2 separate regions of the Homo sapiens genome follow, and region 1 is linked to region 2. The links are chromatin loops, found by intact Hi-C in ENCODE. Cell type or tissue: Caco-2. All regions are shown on one strand. Each heading gives the region's core, and the rest is flanking DNA. Links, peaks and the distances in the headings are about the cores only. Region 1 overlaps CNTN4 (contactin 4). Region 2 overlaps CNTN4 (contactin 4).

The links. Hi-C counts contacts between places; a loop is a spot of excess contacts. Peaks named below come from ENCODE experiments on the same cell type or tissue, not always from the same donor. Only the 100,000 strongest peaks of a DNase experiment are listed, where the experiment ranks them.
Region 1: a loop joins it to region 2, with 2.2 times the contacts of the local background. A loop is called at or near these places in 1 of 110 quality-filtered maps.

Annotation. Positions count from the first base shown.
Region 1 is chr3:2,894,977-2,897,904 of GRCh38, reverse strand. All of the region lies in intron 10 of CNTN4 (contactin 4), which reads right to left. Among named protein-coding and RNA genes, the nearest start is that of CNTN4-AS1, 160 kb to the left of the region's middle. In Caco-2, for the core only: no CTCF peak of the experiment used is centred there; a DNase peak (open chromatin) is centred at 1,424.
Region 2 is chr3:2,966,470-2,969,397 of GRCh38, reverse strand. All of the region lies in intron 13 of CNTN4 (contactin 4), which reads right to left. Among named protein-coding and RNA genes, the nearest start is that of CNTN4-AS1, 93 kb to the left of the region's middle. In Caco-2, for the core only: no CTCF peak of the experiment used is centred there; a DNase peak (open chromatin) is centred at 1,397.

The DNA.
Region 1 (2,928 bases), core at 187-2,686, 71 kb after region 2:
CGCCTAATATCAAGGTTCAACTATATTTTACAACTCCATGTCTAAACACAGGTTGAACATCCCTAATCTGAAGATCTAAAATCTGAAATGCTCTAAAATTCACAAGTTTTTGAGGGCCACCATGATGCCACAAGTGGAAAATTTCACACTTGATCTCATAAGACTGGTCATAGTCAAATACAGTGAAAACTTTGTTTCATGCATTAAATTATGCAAAATATTAAAATGTTGCATAAATTACCTTCAGGCTGTGTGTATAAGGTATATCTAAAACATAAATAAACTTCATGTTTAGGCTTGGGTCGAAATATTCCAAAATCCTAAAAAACCTAAAATCTGAAACACTTCTGGTCCCAAGCATTTCAGGTAAGAGATACTCAACCTGTATCAACTCAGAGGAAGGCCTGAACAGGTTAGTTCAATACTATTATTTCAGAAGCCATTTCTAAATGTCTTTTTTTTTTTGTAATATATACAGAGCCCACATATTAAGCAGAATTAAACACATTCACATATTAAAAGAGAACCATCTGTTTTGAACTTCCATATTCTTTCAAGATTTGAAACAAAAGAATTCTTCTAGGACTCCTTAAGTATTGTTCTCAAACTACAAATTCAAATATAATGTTAAATGCTTGTGCTGGGATTTGACTCTGTGACACACTTTGTCTCTTGGATAGATAAACAATCTCTTCATTTCAATCTTTTGTTCAATAACTGCCAGAAATGACCTAAATCAGCGTTTGTGTATTCCAGCCACTGGAATTGTACAAGCATCTTATCCAATAATAATTTATATTGCAGGCAGATATAATTTAAACTCAGTGGGTCAAACAATTCTCAGGAGTATTTGGCGCTTCGATTTTCTAAAAACAGAAATTTCTAACTGAAAGAAATGCCAACATATGCCTTAGGCCTTAGAAATTTAAAAATATAAAAGAAAGGATGTGATAGCAAAAAAAAAAAAAAAAAACCCTCTAAATTACTATTACAAAGATGACCTGTAGACATTCACAGTTATTTCTGGTTGCGGACACAATTTTGGAGAAGATGAATCATCTCCAGGGAATGCGGGAGTTTCACTGACATTGCTGAAGAATTTTAATGATAGTAGACTTTATGAGTCTGGAGATAATTACTTGGCTTTAGTTTACCACCTATATACATAGATGCTTCCCAAATCTCTATCTCCTGCCTGGGATTCTTATGCAATTGACAGAATCATCAAGAAATTCTCATATTACCTCAAATTCAGTGTTCCTAGTATTGGCACGAGAAATAGTCATTTTCCAATGCTACTTAAGAGAGTCTTCCAGTTTATTATTACAGTCTTCTCATAAACCCCTGACTTCCAGTTGGCAGAAGTCACTGAAAAGAAGGACCAGCTCTACAAGAAATATGCATGTTGGATTTCAGGGCAAGGTCCATCTTTGGTGTTTGTTCAGCACTGATAATCTGTGCTTCTCTGGCTTCAGACTCTCATCCACTCCCCACACACCAATCAGTCTCCTTACAGGGGTCTTCAAACTCAATTCCATGAAGCTCTGAGGGTTCTTGGAAGGCACTCCCTTCTACATTCATTCAAATTCTCAATATTTAACACAACGCAAGGCTGCTTCCTTGCTGCAGCCTTGCTTTGTATTAAATATTGAGAATTTCTTGTGAAATTTCATGCTAAAAAAAGTACCTTGAGAAACATACACATACTTTGCTGATACTGGCTGATATCTTGTATTATAAGAACGGCTTTGGAAATGCAGTCTGGGGATTGGAAGCCTGTTTTCTCCTTGAATTCAGATTCGTTTGGACCTAATGATGTCTAACACTCCTTTTCATTTGATTTGATTTGATTTTTATTTATTTATTTTTTTTGAGACAGAGTCTGGCTCTGTCGCCCAGACCAGAGTGCGGTGGCGCCATCTTGGCTCGCTGCAAACTCTGCCTTCTGGGTTCACGCCATTCTCCTGCCTCAGCCTCCCGAGTAGCTGGGACCACAGGCGCCCGCCACCACGCTCGGCTAATTTTTGTATTTTTAGTAGAGACGGGGTTTCACCCTGTTAGCCAGGATGGTCTCGATCTCCTGACCTTGTGATCCGCCCGCCTCGGCCTCCCAAAGTGCTGGGATGACAGGCGTGAGCCACTGCGCCCAGCCCCTCCTTTTGATTTTAATAAGTGAAACCTTTAGCCTTTAGATTGTCTCTTAAACCAACAGGATTCATAGTTCTCCTAGTTTTTCTGTTAATTTGTACTTCATTCACACACTCTTATTTATGGCTTCTTCATCTCCACATAAGTTACAACTGACTTGCTTCTGGCAATGGTATGGGAGATGGCATCTCCCATAGGCCAATCCTTTTACAGATAGCACGGATAGCAAGGATAAACTCAAGTTCAGATATAAAAACCAACTATATGAAGATACACTAGAAGGCAACTCAAAGCTGGCATATTTCTATTAATAGGTATTCATGAATACATAAAGCAAATATAACTGTAGGAAGTAATCTGTATGCGAGATAACAAGTAAGATTTCTGAATGTGCTCTGCCTCCTGTAAATGTTATGAAAATTAGGAGAACATTATCATTATTTCATATCTTTAGGTTAATATTGAAAGTCTTCTGCCATCTGACCAGGTGTGGTGGCTCATGCCTGTAATCCCAGCACTTTGGGAGGCCGAGGCAGGTGGATCATCTGAGGTCAGGAGTTTGAAACCAGCCTGGCCAACATGGTGAAACCTCATCTTTCCTAAAAATACAAAAATTAGCCGGGCATGGTGGTGCCTGTCTGTAGTCCCAGCTACTCAGGAGGCTGAGGCGCGAGAATCACGGTGAGCTGAGATCGTACCACTGTACTCCAGCATGGGGGACAGAGCAAGACCCTGTCTCGAAAATAAATTAACAAATACATAAATGAAAATGAAGTCTTC
Region 2 (2,928 bases), core at 216-2,715:
GCATCACACACTCCTGGTTAAAGCGATTGGTTCAGGAGTGGACACCTGACCTAGCCTAGACCAATCAGGATAAATGTGTGTCATCCTAAGACATTTGTTCCAACAACTGGAAAAGAGGTATATGTTTTCTGCTGGGGTTACTAAGGTGGTAGATAATCCGCTAGGGGTCATTTGTCGTTTCACCAGGGAATAGATTGGCTAAGAATGAAACCAACAAAAATGAAGTCTTGATGATATTCCCTTAGCACATACAGCAAACCCTGAAATTTTCAGATACGTGAGTCAGCAGATTCCCTTTGAAATATTATGAAAATAATGTAGAATGAGATGATGGTGATAGTTGCAAAACTTAGTACAATTTACTAAAAATCATTGCGTTGTACACTTAAAATGAGTGAATTTTATGGAATGTAAATTATACTTCAATAAAGTTGTCAAAAATGCCTCATAAGCCAGTTTGGGTTGGATTTCAGTCATTTGCAACCTGAAGAGTGGTGATGAATACACAGTGTCACTTGTGAGACAGTGTATACAGAGGAAACATCTGTGTGTCCATAGATGATGCATCAAATGGCTGAAACACCAGAAGAAGGGGGTCAACATGGGTGCCCATCCTGATTATAACTGTCCACCTCCTTGTTTGTCTCCTCACCAGTCTATAAGCTCATGCAATATAGTCCTTTTGCTCTCTGTGTTCAAAACCTAGCACAGTAATGACTCAGAGAGGCTGTAAACAAGTTTGCTCTGGTGGTGGTGGTGGTGGTAGTAGTGGTGGACTCTTCTTGTGACTTCCCTTTTAGTGGCTGATCACAAAAAGTTTTTTCTGACTTACAATACAATTATTCAGAGTTCAGGATTCATCTTTAGTGCTATTTCTGTTTTTCAGAAAATTCAGACAAAAAGTTACTTAACAAGAGGAACTCTGGATGGTCGAGTGCATCAACCAAACTGGGAAAATCCCTCAGATAACTGCCAAGTTCTTCACCTCACTTTGTCTGTGTAGCTATAGTCTGTGGATGGACTATACCCTATATACATTTAGGTTGGCCTTTCCACATTTTTTTCCTTGGTTTTGATGCGCTTCTTTGGCTGTTTAGGCATACATCCAAAGCAGAAAATGACAGATTCCGATACTTATCTTACTTTTGAAGAGGGAGCAAAAAGCACATTGTAATCAACTTCCAAGAAACTTAAAAAGTGATTTTTCTTGTGAGGAGAAATATGGTCATGCCCACAGATTCTGTGCTCAGTTCAGCTGCTGACAAACCATTTTTGGAATGTTCTTGAGATTAGCACAAAAAACAGCAAATGCAATCTCAGCTTATTTGTTCCAGCTGATACCATCTGAACAGAAGCCTGAAGGCAAGGGCTTTTGAGATAAGGCAGACTTCCCTAACTTTCAACTGAAAATGGTCATGGTTCATAGACAGATGACCCACCCCACTGTTAACTGGCACAGCATGAAGTACCAAAGGCGGCACAACTTTGTAACTTTTGTTTTAAGTAAAATCTCAACCAAAATCATTGTCATTAAAAAAAAAAAAAAAAGCAAACAAAACTCCTCTGAAGTAGGTATTTGAAAAACAAAATGCCTTTCTTTCCAGATTTAGACTTCAAGAATGTGTTCATATACACACCAGTTTCTACTGAATTCACCACTAACTTACTGATTAATCATGGGTAAGTTGTATAGTTTTTTCCTCTGAAAAATGATATGGAAACTGCCATTGCAAAATTATAACTGAGACAGTGAAAAGCGATCTGACCTAAACAGCTCCATCTTGCTTCTAACCTCCAAGCTGTCCTTGTTCACTCCTGGGCATTGGGATGGAAACTAAGTTTGGGAGGAACTCAGTTTATAGTTTATAGTTTAAAACAAAGACAATAACAGCCCTTTCCCATAAGAAACCCCATTCTTGCCTGGGGATTAGACCCCAGCTAATTTGTAGGCTAACAAATTAGCCAAAAGATTAGAAATTATGGTTTAGGAGTCGTGAGGCCAGAGGCTACAAGATTCTTCCCTCCCCAAACTGCTCTTGGGGATAATATCACTATTGTAAAATCTAAGACCAGTGCTTGAGATATTTTGCACACCCTGTACTCAGTGGATCAGCTGGGTCCACCCAGATCAATAAACTGGCTCATCTGATTTTACAGCCCCCACCCAGGAACTGACTCAGTGCAAGAAGACAGCTACGACTTCCTATGTGTTCATCTCCAACTCAACCAATCAGAACTCCTGACTCACTGCCCCCTGCTCCCCACCAACCCACCAAATTATCCTTAAAAACTCTGATCCCCCAATGCTCAGGGAGAATGATTTGAGTAATAGTAAAACTCCTGTCTCCTACATAGCCAGCTCTGAGTGAATTATACTTTCTCTATTGCAATTCCCCTGTCTTGATAAATCTGCTCTGTCTAGGCAGCAGGCAGGGTGAACCCATTGAGCAGTTACAATATGGCTGAACTTAGTGTCTTCTGGCTTTAAAAGTCCACCAGTCAATATAGTCAAAGCTCAGACATTTTAGCAAAAGGAAATATAATTTGGCTGATTAAAATAATCTGTCTATGTAGAGAAGATACAATGCCTTTTATTTATTCTTTCTTCATTAAAAATGTATATTTAATTACTATGGGTACATAATAGGCATATATATTTATGGGATACATGTGACATTTTGATACAGGCATATAATGTGTAATGATCCCATCAGGGTAAGTGGGGTATCCATAACCTCATTTATCATTTCTTTGTATTAGGAACATTCAAATTTTGTGCTTTTAGTTATTTCAAAATATACAATAAATTATTGTTGATTATAGTCACCCCATTGTGTTATTGAATGATAGATTTTCTTCATCCTGTCTAACTACATTTTCGTATCCATTAACTATCACCCCTTTTCCACCCCTCCCTCCTTCTGGTAA